Regions from separate parts of the Homo sapiens genome. Here all the other regions are linked to region 1. Evidence: chromatin contacts called from ENCODE Hi-C data. All regions are on one chromosome and are shown on one strand. The core of a region is the stretch at or near the end of the contact, and the rest is flanking DNA. Distances in the headings are between cores, read along the strand shown. Region 1 overlaps MINDY4 (MINDY lysine 48 deubiquitinase 4). Region 2 overlaps MTURN (maturin, neural progenitor differentiation regulator homolog). Region 3 holds the start of ZNRF2 (zinc and ring finger 2). Region 4 holds the start of FKBP14-AS1 (FKBP14 antisense RNA 1).

What was found. A loop is a pair of places that touch in the nucleus more often than their neighbours do. Pooled maps may share reads with other maps.
Region 2: a loop to region 1 is called in a pooled map, with 7 times the contacts of the local background. The contact joins two enhancer-like sites. A Hi-C loop is called at or near these places in 2 of 37 single-sample maps with no recorded cell type and 3 of 50 pooled maps.
Region 3: a map with no recorded cell type shows a loop between it and region 1 (11-fold over the local background). The contact joins the promoter of ZNRF2 here to the enhancer-like site in region 1. A Hi-C loop is called at or near these places in 4 of 37 single-sample maps with no recorded cell type and 3 of 50 pooled maps.
Region 4: a pooled map shows a loop between it and region 1 (8-fold over the local background). The contact joins the promoter of FKBP14-AS1 here to the enhancer-like site in region 1. A Hi-C loop is called at or near these places in 3 of 37 single-sample maps with no recorded cell type and 2 of 50 pooled maps.

What each region holds. Positions count from the first base shown.
Region 1 is chr7:30,798,382-30,801,081 of GRCh38, reverse strand. The region is part of intron 5 of MINDY4 (MINDY lysine 48 deubiquitinase 4); the gene reads right to left. The region is part of intron 7 of INMT-MINDY4 (INMT-MINDY4 readthrough (NMD candidate)); the gene reads right to left. Among named protein-coding and RNA genes, the nearest start is that of MINDY4, 28 kb to the right of the region's middle. RefSeq lists enhancers at 167-296, 1,163-1,282. Within about 2 kb of position 1,366, at least 6 of the 41 ENCODE cell types and tissues checked have a DNase peak (open chromatin) inside an H3K27ac peak, as active enhancers do.
Region 2 is chr7:30,162,200-30,164,899 of GRCh38, reverse strand. It overlaps MTURN (maturin, neural progenitor differentiation regulator homolog), which reads right to left. Exons shown (of 3, transcript NM_152793.3): 3 at 2,138-2,700. Among named protein-coding and RNA genes, the nearest start is that of MTURN, 29 kb to the right of the region's middle. RefSeq lists a silencer at 1,392-1,451. Within about 2 kb of position 1,264, at least 16 of the 41 ENCODE cell types and tissues checked have a DNase peak (open chromatin) inside an H3K27ac peak, as active enhancers do.
Region 3 is chr7:30,283,211-30,285,910 of GRCh38, reverse strand. ZNRF2 (zinc and ring finger 2) reads right to left here and starts at 1,314. Exons shown (of 5, transcript NM_147128.4): 1 at 85-1,314. The coding sequence starts at 553. LOC124901607 (a long non-coding RNA gene) reads right to left here. Exons shown (of 3, transcript XR_007060274.1): 3 at 1,657-1,712. The region is part of intron 1 of LOC105375218 (a long non-coding RNA gene); the gene reads left to right. RefSeq lists silencers at 69-198, 349-428, 509-898, 979-1,028, 1,039-1,468.
Region 4 is chr7:29,987,267-29,990,148 of GRCh38, reverse strand. It overlaps FKBP14-AS1 (FKBP14 antisense RNA 1), which reads right to left and starts at 1,493. Exons shown (of 3, transcript NR_187577.1): 1 at 1,356-1,493. It overlaps SCRN1 (secernin 1), which reads left to right and starts at 348. Exons shown (of 8, transcript NM_014766.5): 1 at 348-507. RefSeq lists silencers at 222-561, 582-631, 642-911, 1,002-1,121.

The DNA.
Region 1 (2,700 bases), core at 117-2,616:
CTCCAGATCTGGGGGCCTCCAGAGGCTCTAGAGGACCTGGGAGAGTTTGGGATGCACTTGTCTCTCTCCCCCTGGACTGCTTAAGAAAGGTCTGGTAGGGCCTGGTGAATGTCCCCTGAATTAAATTATGCAACAAGGGCAACGAGACTAAATCGCTGGGGTTGGGAGGATTGATGAAGATCTGCTGCCATCTACTGTCCATTCTTCTGCAAAACCTGAAAAACTGCCAGGCATCCCCAGTGTCAGAGGAGTGTTTCAATGCAAAGGCAGAAACACTGAGGCTTTGGGCCCTTGGCTGTATCAAGGCTGCAGAGACCCACAGCAGAACAAGGCAGGTTAATCTTCCCCTGGATCTGTGAATTAAAAGTACAGCCATTCCTTCTCCAATGTTACTGGTTTACCAGGAAGTCTTTTGCATTAAACACTGCCTCTCCAAGCCCAGGGCCCTCCTGCCCCCTCAATAGCGTCCCTTAACTGCTCCCTGAACTTCCACTCCTTTGTGAGGGCCACAATTTAGCACCCAATTACACAGGGCATCCCAGTGCACCCTGGGCTTCTGGAGGCAGGGAACCATATCATGCACTGGCATCCCCAGTGCCTACCTGGGCTATGACACCTCTGAACTCACTAAGACAAAAGGACGTGACCCAGCCACAAAGCCAGTAATGGGTAATATGATGCTCTTGCAGAGGGCTGCACATGTCATGATGGGAAAGGCTGTCTGAGCCTGGAAACAGTTTCGTTTCAGTCTCACCTTCTGGAGTCTGTATCCTAACCTGTAAAAGATCCCTGCTTGGCCCATCTCACCAGGGCATCCAATGCATCTAAGGTGATATCCAGGGACAGGCTTTGCAGTTTATCTTTACTGTAATACCTAGGGGTTGGGTGAATGCAGAAGGAGCCATGAGAACTGACATGGAGGCCACAGGTGTCCCACCCAGCTGCCTCAGACAGGTAAATACTTCCCAGCTGCTGTCAATGTCAGCTGCTAAGGGCTCACAGCTGCATCCTTTTCTGGAGAATCGTCCTTTGCCAAACTCATCTAGGAGGTTGCACACTGCCCGCCCCACTCCAGGATGGGCAGCCCACAGCCAATGACTAAGAGGGGCACAAAAAGCTCACTCCCTTGCCTTAAACATGGGACTAACTCTGAGTCAATTCATGCTCCACATCTCCCCAGGGGATCAGCCTGAGCCCTTAGCCCTCACACCTTTGCTGAGCTCCTTCCCCTGCCCAGTTCCACTTTCCTCACCCCACTTCCTCCTGAGAGCATGCCCCCAACAAATTACATGTACCGGAATCTGACTCAGGCTTGGCCCCTAGGGCATTGCTTCCCAAAGCTTGACACGCATGACATCACCTAAAAAGCTTGTTAAAACCCAGATTCCTGGGCTCCACCCCCAAACTTCTGACTCAGTGGGTCAGACAAGCTGTTTCTAAAAAGTTCCCAGATGATGCAGATGCTGCCAGTCCAGAGATCACAGTTTAAGAACCATTGTTCTTAGGAACCTAACCTGAGAAACCATTCAACAAGTAATAGGCAAAGGGGTTAGGGATGGTGGAATTTAACCTTGCCCTAGTCAGCCTGCCTTCAGCTCAAAATGCTGCAGCCAGGAACAGCCTGGAACAGGCCTCCAGTGACAGATGCTCATACTCAGGGCTGGGAGTGATTCCAGGTTGCTGTGTCCTAAATCCATTTACTATATACCCACAGGTGCTCAGAGGAGCCTATAGTCTAGGAAGGACTCCAAAGTCACAGGACCCTGGTTTACAGGCTCATTATTTACATAAGATGAGCCTTAGAGAGGTCAACTGAATCAAAGTAATTCAGAGATTACAAAAGAAGTCAGAAGTCTGGTCTAGGCATGTGTAGAGGGTAGAATTGGGGAGCCATTACAGAGCAGCCCATCCTACCCCTTCATTTACAGACAGGAGCACAGAGGCCCAGAGAGGCCTGGAGGTCTGCTCAGCAGACTGCAACCTGCAAGCACAAGACAAAGAAGTGCATGACATAAAGGCAAGATGGGGACTTGCTTTTACTGTCCTTAGACAGTAGCTGTGAGCAACCCTACTAACTTGGGCTCTAGTAATAGTCCTGGTGTGGAAGCCTCTTAAACAGCTTCAATAAAACCCCAGTGCCAGAGGAGAAATGTCACAGCACAAAAGTAACAGGACAGCTCACTGCTCACATGTGTGGACTGCAAGCACATGGACCCTGAACTAAGGCCACAGGAAGGCCAGTTCACAAAGAAACACCACTGGCCTGATAGAAAGTAAGATGCAGGGCTGGGCGCAGTGGCTCACGCCTGTAATCCCAGCACTTTGAGAGGCCGAGGCGGGCGGATCACAAGGTCAAGAGATTGAGACCATCCTGGCTGACATGGTGAAACCCCGTCTCTACTAAAAATGCAAAAAAAATTAGCCAGGCGTGGTGGCGGGCGACTGCAGTCCCAGCTACTCGGGAGGCTGAGGCAGGAGAATGGCGTGAACCCGGGAGGCGGAGCTTGCAGTGAGCCAAGATCACGCCACTGCACTCCAGCCTGGGCGACACAGCGAGACTCTGTCTCAAAAAAAAAAGAAGAAAGTAACATGCAGACCAGAGGTATAAATTATGGCCCAATGACCATGACCTAAACCTGCTTCTCCCACAGTCTTCATTTCAGGGAACGGCAACCCCCCTCTTACAGTTGTTCAGCAAAA
Region 2 (2,700 bases), core at 15-2,514, 640 kb after region 1:
CGAACTGACAGTGTGTGACGCAGGGGTGTGGGAGCTGCAAAGATGGGTGAGCAGGGAAAAAAACAACCCAGTCAAATGTTAGGGTTTATGTATAAAGAAGGCGGCTCTTCACTTCTCTTTCCCCAGCCTGGACATTCACCAACCCTCCTTTCCAAAAGCTCCACAAGGAGATGGGCATCATGATCACCCTGAACTCAAAAGCCCTTTCTTTATGTGGTGCTGACCTCTAGAGGCTTCTAATTAAAAAGCATCCGAAAGGGCCAACTTAATTTTACTGCTGGTTTTTACACTGTACATTGTTGCCCTATTTCCCAACAAAATAAGGATAAAATATGTTACTTTAAATGATCCCTAAAAAAATGCCTACCTTGTTCCTTGACTGCCTAATTAAAACTTGCCCAGATCATTACAAATGCCATTGTTTACTCCAAAAAGGAAAAAAGGAGGGTTAGAGATAGGGAAAGTACTTCAGTTTTTTGTTTTTTTTTTTTTTGCCTATTGTGGTCCTAAGAGGAAAGCACAGTGCCAGCTTTTTCAGGATGCATTTCTTGAGTTTCCAAAGGGCCAAGTCTGCTAAACAGAGACAGGAATGTTCATTCACTCTGATTTGGCAGGGCACAGGGCAAAACCACCCTGACACTCAGGTACACGGACAGCAAGTCCACTTTGTCCAGCCCCGGCGTGGCGTCCAAATGCTGGGTGGTGGGTCTGGTTCTGTTTATTTTGTTGTCCTTCAACCCAAACCTGTACACAAAGAACTCTATGACAATGGAGGATCCCACTCGGCCCAACTTCACTATGGAAACGAGGCTCATTTCTAAAGGGAGTGAGACTGTTGATTACATCCCTAAGCTGAACACCCCAATTTTACTTTGTTGTAGTTCTGACTCCTTATTACTTTCACGAAGGGAAGGAAGGTGTGGAAAGGCAGGAGAAAACACGCAGGGACATAAGCATTTGGGCTAACACACAGCCACGATATCAACTGGCGTCTTCAATTCTAAAAGGGATCCTAGGGGAAAGAGCTTCAGAATCCCAGGACAGTTTTGCCAATCCTGGCCGCCCCACCCTGGTTCTGTGAGTGTTTCCATTACAACTGTGCTTCATGTCCTCTCTACCGACTCCTGACTCCCCTAGACAAGTCAGGGCTAGTGCCCAAAGGGAACTCGGGGACAAGTCTCCCACTCTTTATTTTTACAGATGAGGAAACAAAGCCGGAAGTCGGTGGGGTGGGGAGGGGACATGCCTAGGGCCACAGTCAGCCCAGGAGGAGTCTGGGCTAGAACCTCTTGCCCTCAGCCACTGATTTCAGAATGATTACACGGGGGAAATGTGGGTATTTTTAACACCAGTGCCCGCACTTAAAGGGGCCAACCTGCATTTTATAAACTCTATCTGTGAGACGGATACAATAACTGTAACAAAGGAAGTCCATAAGTAAGACTTCGCCTGCCCCCGCTGCTGCACCACGAGCAGGGTTGGGACTGCTGACACAGAGCTCACCACTTGAGTACAATCTCTAACAGCCACATCGAAAACAAAGGACCACACACTATCTAACATACACACAAGCCTTTATGCTGTGCCTGTAAAGCAAAACTCAAATCTAATCGAATCTAATGGGTCTCTCTATGGAGACCCATTCATTTGGAGAAAGAAACTGGCTCTTAATCAAATAACAGAACTTACCATCAACTTCCAGATGAGTTATTTAAATGCCATGTTTGGTGAATAAATAACCGGGAGGAAGGTGGTGGAGACATGGTGTCATGTCATAGAATGACCACAGAATACAGATTTCTAATTAATGCCAAAAAGAATTCCTAAGTAGGCTAGAAAAAATAGGGTTCTCAAACACAAAACTAAAGTATTGGTTCAAAGAAGTAGAAAATTACTAACTACCAGTTATAGCATCACAATAGACATATGAATGCATCACACAGAAATGATTAATCTTTGAACAATGGCAGTGTTTCATGTTACCAGCTCCTCCCTCTCTTCCCCCAGCCTCCTCACAAACAGCAACCACACAGCGAGCTGCCGGTCCTTTACTCTTTGCTCTTCATTTATAAGCCACATTAGGTGTCCTTTGGGACCAAACATTGTGGAGGCAGAAAAAAAGAGGCAAACACCACCAGAGTTTGAAAGGCTCTTTAATAGCAAGCGAATGGTAATTACATGGTCGGATGAGGTCCTCACTCTCAGGGGAGGGAGGAGGGAGCAGAGGTGGACAGGGTGCAGTATAGGATTTACACTGTTTGAAGCATCTAACGAAGGGCAACAGTTTTTGGCAACCCAATTCACAGTTTTGTAATTTACAAGAGATTTCTTTGAAAGGAAATAGGAAGGCAAAGAAAGCACACATACCCTACCGGCAACACTTCTTGCCTAAAAAAAAAAAAAAACAACAACCAAAAAACAAAAACCCAACAACTATTCCTTGCTTTTGCTTCTTGTGTAGATGACTAAATTTTGCTCTCATGCTCAAATTAAGACTGGATCACGGATAGTGAAGATCTGCCCTAGCATTGAAGATTTACTTCCTCCTCTTCAGAGCTGACATTTGTACTGCGCACTACTCTTATCTTTATCTGCCTAGGTGTCAGAAGGGGCTTAGTAAAAAATGAAACTTGAGAAACAAAACAAAACAGAAAAACAGGGAAAGGCAGTTTACAAAGAACAGACTGTCAGCTTTCTGTC
Region 3 (2,700 bases), core at 65-2,564, 520 kb after region 1:
GAGAAGGGTAAAAATAGCCGGCGGCCACGGCCCACGTGCAGCCGCGGGAGGACCGAGCGCGGGTGCGCGGAGAGGGGTCCGTACCTCCAAACATGTGCGGCGAGAGGTGAGCTGGTAAGGAGCCGATCACCAGGCGCGGCCCGCCGGGGCTCCCGCCCACCGGCCGGTCCCGGCCGCCGCCGCCGTCCTCAGGGCTGCTGTGCACCGAGTCCTGCGAGCCGTACGGGCCGCTGCTGCTGTTCGGGATGCTGAAGGGGGACTGCGCCGCGCGGGCCCCCGACGCCACGCTCCCCACGGCCCCGCCGAGGGAGCGGCTGCGCGGGGCCGCCGGGGCTGCCGGGGCCGCCGCGGCCGCCGCGGCGCCGCCGGAGGCGCTGGGCTGGTGCGCGCTGGGCACCTGAGCCGGGAACCTCCCCGCGGCGGCGGCCCGAGCGCCCCCGCCGCCGCCCGCGGTCCCATTGGCGCCTCCGCTGCTACTGGAAGGTAGATCCGAGCCCGAGTACGCGCGCGTGCGGCCGTTAGCGGCGGCCGGGCCGCTCTGTTTGGCGCCCATGTCCGCCCTGCCCCGGGCCGGGCCCGCGCGCTGCGCCCCGAGAGCCGGGAGGGCGGGAGCGAGCGCGGGAGCTAGAGGGCAGGGCCCAGGCGCCGCGGCCGGCCCAGAGAGGCCCCCGCACGTCCAGGGCCGCCGCCCGGCGTCCAGAGGGGCAGTCGGCGCCCGGCGCGCTCTTCTTGGGGCGGCGGGCGAGGCCGACGGCCTGACGCGGGCGCGGGAGACGAGGAGACGCGGAGAGGAAGGGGTCCCGGCTGCAGGCACCCCTCGCTGGCTCCAGCAGGAAGGGGCGGCTCAAGTGGCCGTGCGGCTGCCGCTGGTTTCGGTTCTGGTGCGCCACGACGGGCCGCTACCGCTCTCTGCTGCCGCGCTCGGCGCCCCCGATCTCGGCACCGCCTCCTCTCGGGCGGCCGCTGCTACCGCCGCCATCCTCCGGCTCCCACGGCGGCTGGCGGCTGAGTGGGAGGCGCCCGCCCAGACTCCGCCGGGGCCACCTTCCCTCCTCCCCCAGCCACCCAGCTGTTATTAACGGAGAAAGAGGAAAAACGGGTGGCGCGCGAGGGGAGAACGAAAAATGGGAGGGAGAGGTGGCGCGCGCTTCCCGGCAACCGTCGCCTCGCTCCCCCTGCGAAGGAGGGGCCGGGCTGGCGGGAGGATCTGGGCCGCGAAGGCGGGGGGTGCGCAGATGGGGAGGAGGTTCCCCGGCCCCGCGCCGGAAGGCCGCGGAGCGGCGCGGCTGCAGGGTGCGCCCGGCCCGTGTGTTTGGGTCGCGCGCGTTGACCCCGCCCCCGCCCCCTCGTGCCGCCAGGCCGATTGGCTCCCGCCGGCCTTGCTCCGCCTCCCCCTTCCGCGACCTGCCTGCCCCTGCTCCGCCTCGCCAAGGTACTGCGGTGTGGTAGGTGCTGCCACTCGTGGACTCGGTGATGGACAGGTCTCTGGCCACGCCCTCCCAGCCAGGGCGCGCCCTTGTCTTCCTCGCGGGGCCTACGCCGATAGGAGGAACGGACACCGGGCGCCAACCAGAAGGCGGCCCCTCCTCCCGCACGTGGCCCGCCGACGCTGTAGGAGCCTGTGTCAGCTGCAGCTTTTCCTGGCAGGGGGCGTGAATGGCTGTGTCCTCTGCCCAGAGCCGTTTGGTTTCGGTGGGTGTTGGTGTTACACACTGATTAAAAAAAAAAACAGAAGCTCAAAAGCCAGCTTGATCTCAGACTTACTCATGAAACACCAACCTGGGAGGAAGCGCAGAGTTGGAAGAACTCGGGATAATCCAGGTTGACCCTCTGTGGTAGGGCAAATACTGTGGTGCCAGGAACGCTGCACCTGACTCACAAAACCTAGAATCTAGGCCCAACACCAAACTAAATTATCTGTAGTGAGCAAATTATTTTACTTTTTTGGACTTTAGGTTTATTTTTGTTTTTGTTTTTGAGACGGAGTCTCGCTCAGTCACCCAGGCTGGAGTGCAATGGTGTGATCTCGGCTCACTGCAACCTCCGCCTCCCGAGTTCGAGCGATTCTCCTGCCTCATCCTCCAGAGTAGCTGGGATTACAGGCACGTGCCACCACGCCTGGCTAATTTTTGTATTTTTAGTAGAGACGGTCTTTCACCATGTTGGCCAGGCTAGTCTTGAACTCCTGTCCTCAAGTGATCCACCTGCCTCGGCCTTCCAAAGTGCTGGGATTACAGGCGTGACGTACCGCACCAGGCCGACTTTAGGTTTCTTACCTGAACTGTTTGTGTTAAATCCTAGGGCACCTGCCTCTTTAAAATCCTATAACTTCTCTAAAATGTAATAAAATTCTCCTCAGTGCCTTCCTCAGTGTTGGTGTGGTCTCTTCACGGCAGAGCAGGGTCTGGATACCCAGGGAACAGCCTGCTCTGAGACTCCCATTATGAAAATGTCTAGTCTCTACTTGAAAATAATAATAGCAAGTGGTGTTTTATAAAACTACAGAAATACTTTGTCATCTTTTCACTATTTGCAATAAGTCATTTATGTAATGATTTTCATCACTCTTAGGGTATGGGAATCAAGTTTTTAAACAAATGGAGAATATATGTATACATATAAAGACGTGTATCTGTGTACACAAACACACATATATACATGGAAAAACAAAGGTACCCAGTGCTTTATATGCAGTATCAT
Region 4 (2,882 bases), core at 244-2,743, 810 kb after region 1:
TGTGGGCGCCGAGGCCCGGACGTAGCAACCAAACGTCGGGAAGAGGCGCCAAAAGGATGCTGGGCCTGGCTCCTTGAAGCCCGGGTTTTCCCTTTTGAGAGCCACAACCAAGAAATAAAAATCTAGCAAAGAGGGGGCCACTTTCTGCGGCGAGATACGCCCTCTCGGCCGCTCCTCCAGCTCCCAGGCCCCCTCCCTACTCGACGGTGAGCAGCGCCGCGGCCCGTGCAGCCAGACGCGCGGGGTGCGGCGGGGCCCCGGGGGCCGGGGTGGGGGAGGCGGAGGGTGGGCCCGCGGTCACGTGAGTCGGGCCAGCTGCTGCGGGGGGCGGCGGGCCCCAGCGCCGGGAGTCTGGGTAGGGGGAAGCGCCCGGCGGCCGCCTCCGCCACTGCAGCTGCAGCCCCCGAGGTCGCCGCAGTAATCCGGACCCGGCAGCACCCGCACCCTCGGCGGCCGCAGCCTCAGCACCGCAGAGCGGAGAGCGGAGCCCGGAGCCCGCCGCCCCAGGTGAGCCGCGTCTGGGAGCGCAGGGCGTTTGCAGCGCTGCTTTCCCGGCGGTTTCACCCCACCCGCCATCGCCACCTCCTGCGTTTCATCTCCTCCCGCTGTCCCTCCGAACCCGCGGGTAGCGTTACCCCAGGCCGATTCCCGGTGCTGGCCCGGGCGGGCTGGGAGCCTGGGGGCGGTCAGAGGAGAGGTGGCCTCGGCCTGAAGCCGGGGTGACTCGGCTCGGGGACTGCGGGGGTGCAGTGGAGGGATGCCGGCCCCGGGCTCCCGCACCGCAGCCGGGTTCCCCGCGCTGCTCTTCCTGGGTTTCCTTTTCCTGGCAGCCAACCTGCTGCCCACTGGGATGTGCCTGTGGGCCCCTGGCCTCGCCACCCTGGGGTCTGGGGCGAGCCGGGCACCTTCCCCGAGGTGCCGTACCTGCTGCGCGGGCGGGCGCCGCGAACATGGCTGCCCGGAGACGCCCGCCGCCTTCGGCCCGGCTCTGCCAGCGCGTCCAACTCGCCCGCGGCCGCCGCACCGTGTCCCGGAGCAGCCCTCCCCGCTAGGCCGACGCGCGCGGGCCGCCCCTGGGTTCTCCGCGGGCCGCGCGTGGGACTTGACACAACTTCCCTCGAGCCGCACCCGGGCGTTCTCCGCGGGGCGCCGGGCGGGGCTGCCGAGAGGCCGGCTTGGTCGGCCTCTGCCTCCTCGGCTCGCTCTTGAGGCGTCGAGTATTTGGCGACCTCACTCGCGAGGGCCGAGAGAAATGTGGTCTGCAAAGCAGGAGGGGCGCTTGAACTTTAGAGAATTGGCGAGAACTCGGATTTGGGAATAAAAATGTCCATGAAAACATCGAAGGAAACTGTTACCTGCTTTGACTCAAAGCTGACCTTGTAGGGTTCTGTTAAATAACGTGGCTTTTCTGGATTTTCTGTCTGATTCTAGCATGCAAGTCCTTGACTTACGCTTGCGTCCGGCAGCCGGGTGGGGTGGGTGCGTGCGTGTGTGTGTGCGCGTGTGCGCGTGTTGTGTTCCCAGCCTGGTTAGAAGATGCATCAGTTGCGGAGGAAACCTATGCTAATTCAAAATGGCAGCATGAAAAATAGGCCAGGCGGAAGCAGCACAGACCACAACCATCAGCTGCCCCCTGACTTAAGCCTCAGGGAGGGAATTAGTGTGAGTCAAGGCTCATCCGGGTATGGAGTAGAGAGTGATTCTTGGAGCTGGCTAGATTTTAGGGTGCTGCAGGGTCCTGGGAGTTGTTAAGTGGGAAGTTTGGAGAGCTGTAATTATTTTTCCTAACTTATCAAAAGATGATACAAAACCTAGTTAAAACTCTACGGTTTTGTATGATTTTCTCCAGGCTCAACTAAAGTTGACTCTGTGGCTGCTGATGTCTTTTTGATGCACAACCTGGAGGTCGTTTGATACCTACAAGCTCTTAAAAGAGATGTGTGCACATTGTAAACATCATCCAAGAGCAGTGCACATAACAAATACCAGGTTCTTAGATCAAGTTTCATTGGAAGAACTGATTTAGCGACACGAGGAAGCACCCAGGCATGAGGAAATGGGAAATTCTTGAAAGGTGACTCATTTTAGAATTTTTTTTTTTTAAACAGCCTTTCTTTCCCTTTTCACTTCCGTGCTGCCAGCCATCTTGTCTTTTGGGAAGGAGATACATGAGGAGGCAAATGCTTCAGGGATAATGGAATAGAGGAGGATGAGCTAAGGTCGGGGGGCAGAGGTGGAGGCAGTCTTAAGGAGCCTGCTGTCAACCCCCTTTTTACAGCAGGAAGGCTGAGGCCAGCGGGGCGAATGGACGCCAAGATCATATATCTGGCTGTCAACTGGCAGTGAGAACCCAAATCCAGGTCTCATAACTCCCCCGGGTTCCACATGCTACCTTTTAGAGCCTGGGGGAGAACAGCAAGTCTGTCATTATTAGGAAGGCAAACACTTCGAGCAATGGGAAGCCAAACTGTAATATGAATTACAAAGTCTATAGGTGTTTAAAGTCAATGACAACACCTTAATTTCCTAATTCAAGACTTTTAACTTCTTAAGCTGTATCTACCTCATGTTCACATTTTCCAGTGGTGAAACTGTTTCTATAGTTAAGAACCAAAAACATTATTTTAGTAAAGTCTTTGAGGCAAGAAGTACATTTTTTGATTAAAAATTGAGTTGCTTGTGTTTGTGGAGAACCATTAGGCCAGTTTATTTTGAAAAGGAACCAAAGTAGGCCATGCATTTCATTTTTTTCGACTGTTTCTAATTTTAAGTAAAAGTAAATAACAAGCCTATTGTAAACATAACTTTGAAGCAGTGAAGACAGGCTTTTCCTATGATTTGCATTTGACTTTTCTGAGTCATGAGTCAGTGACCTTAGATCT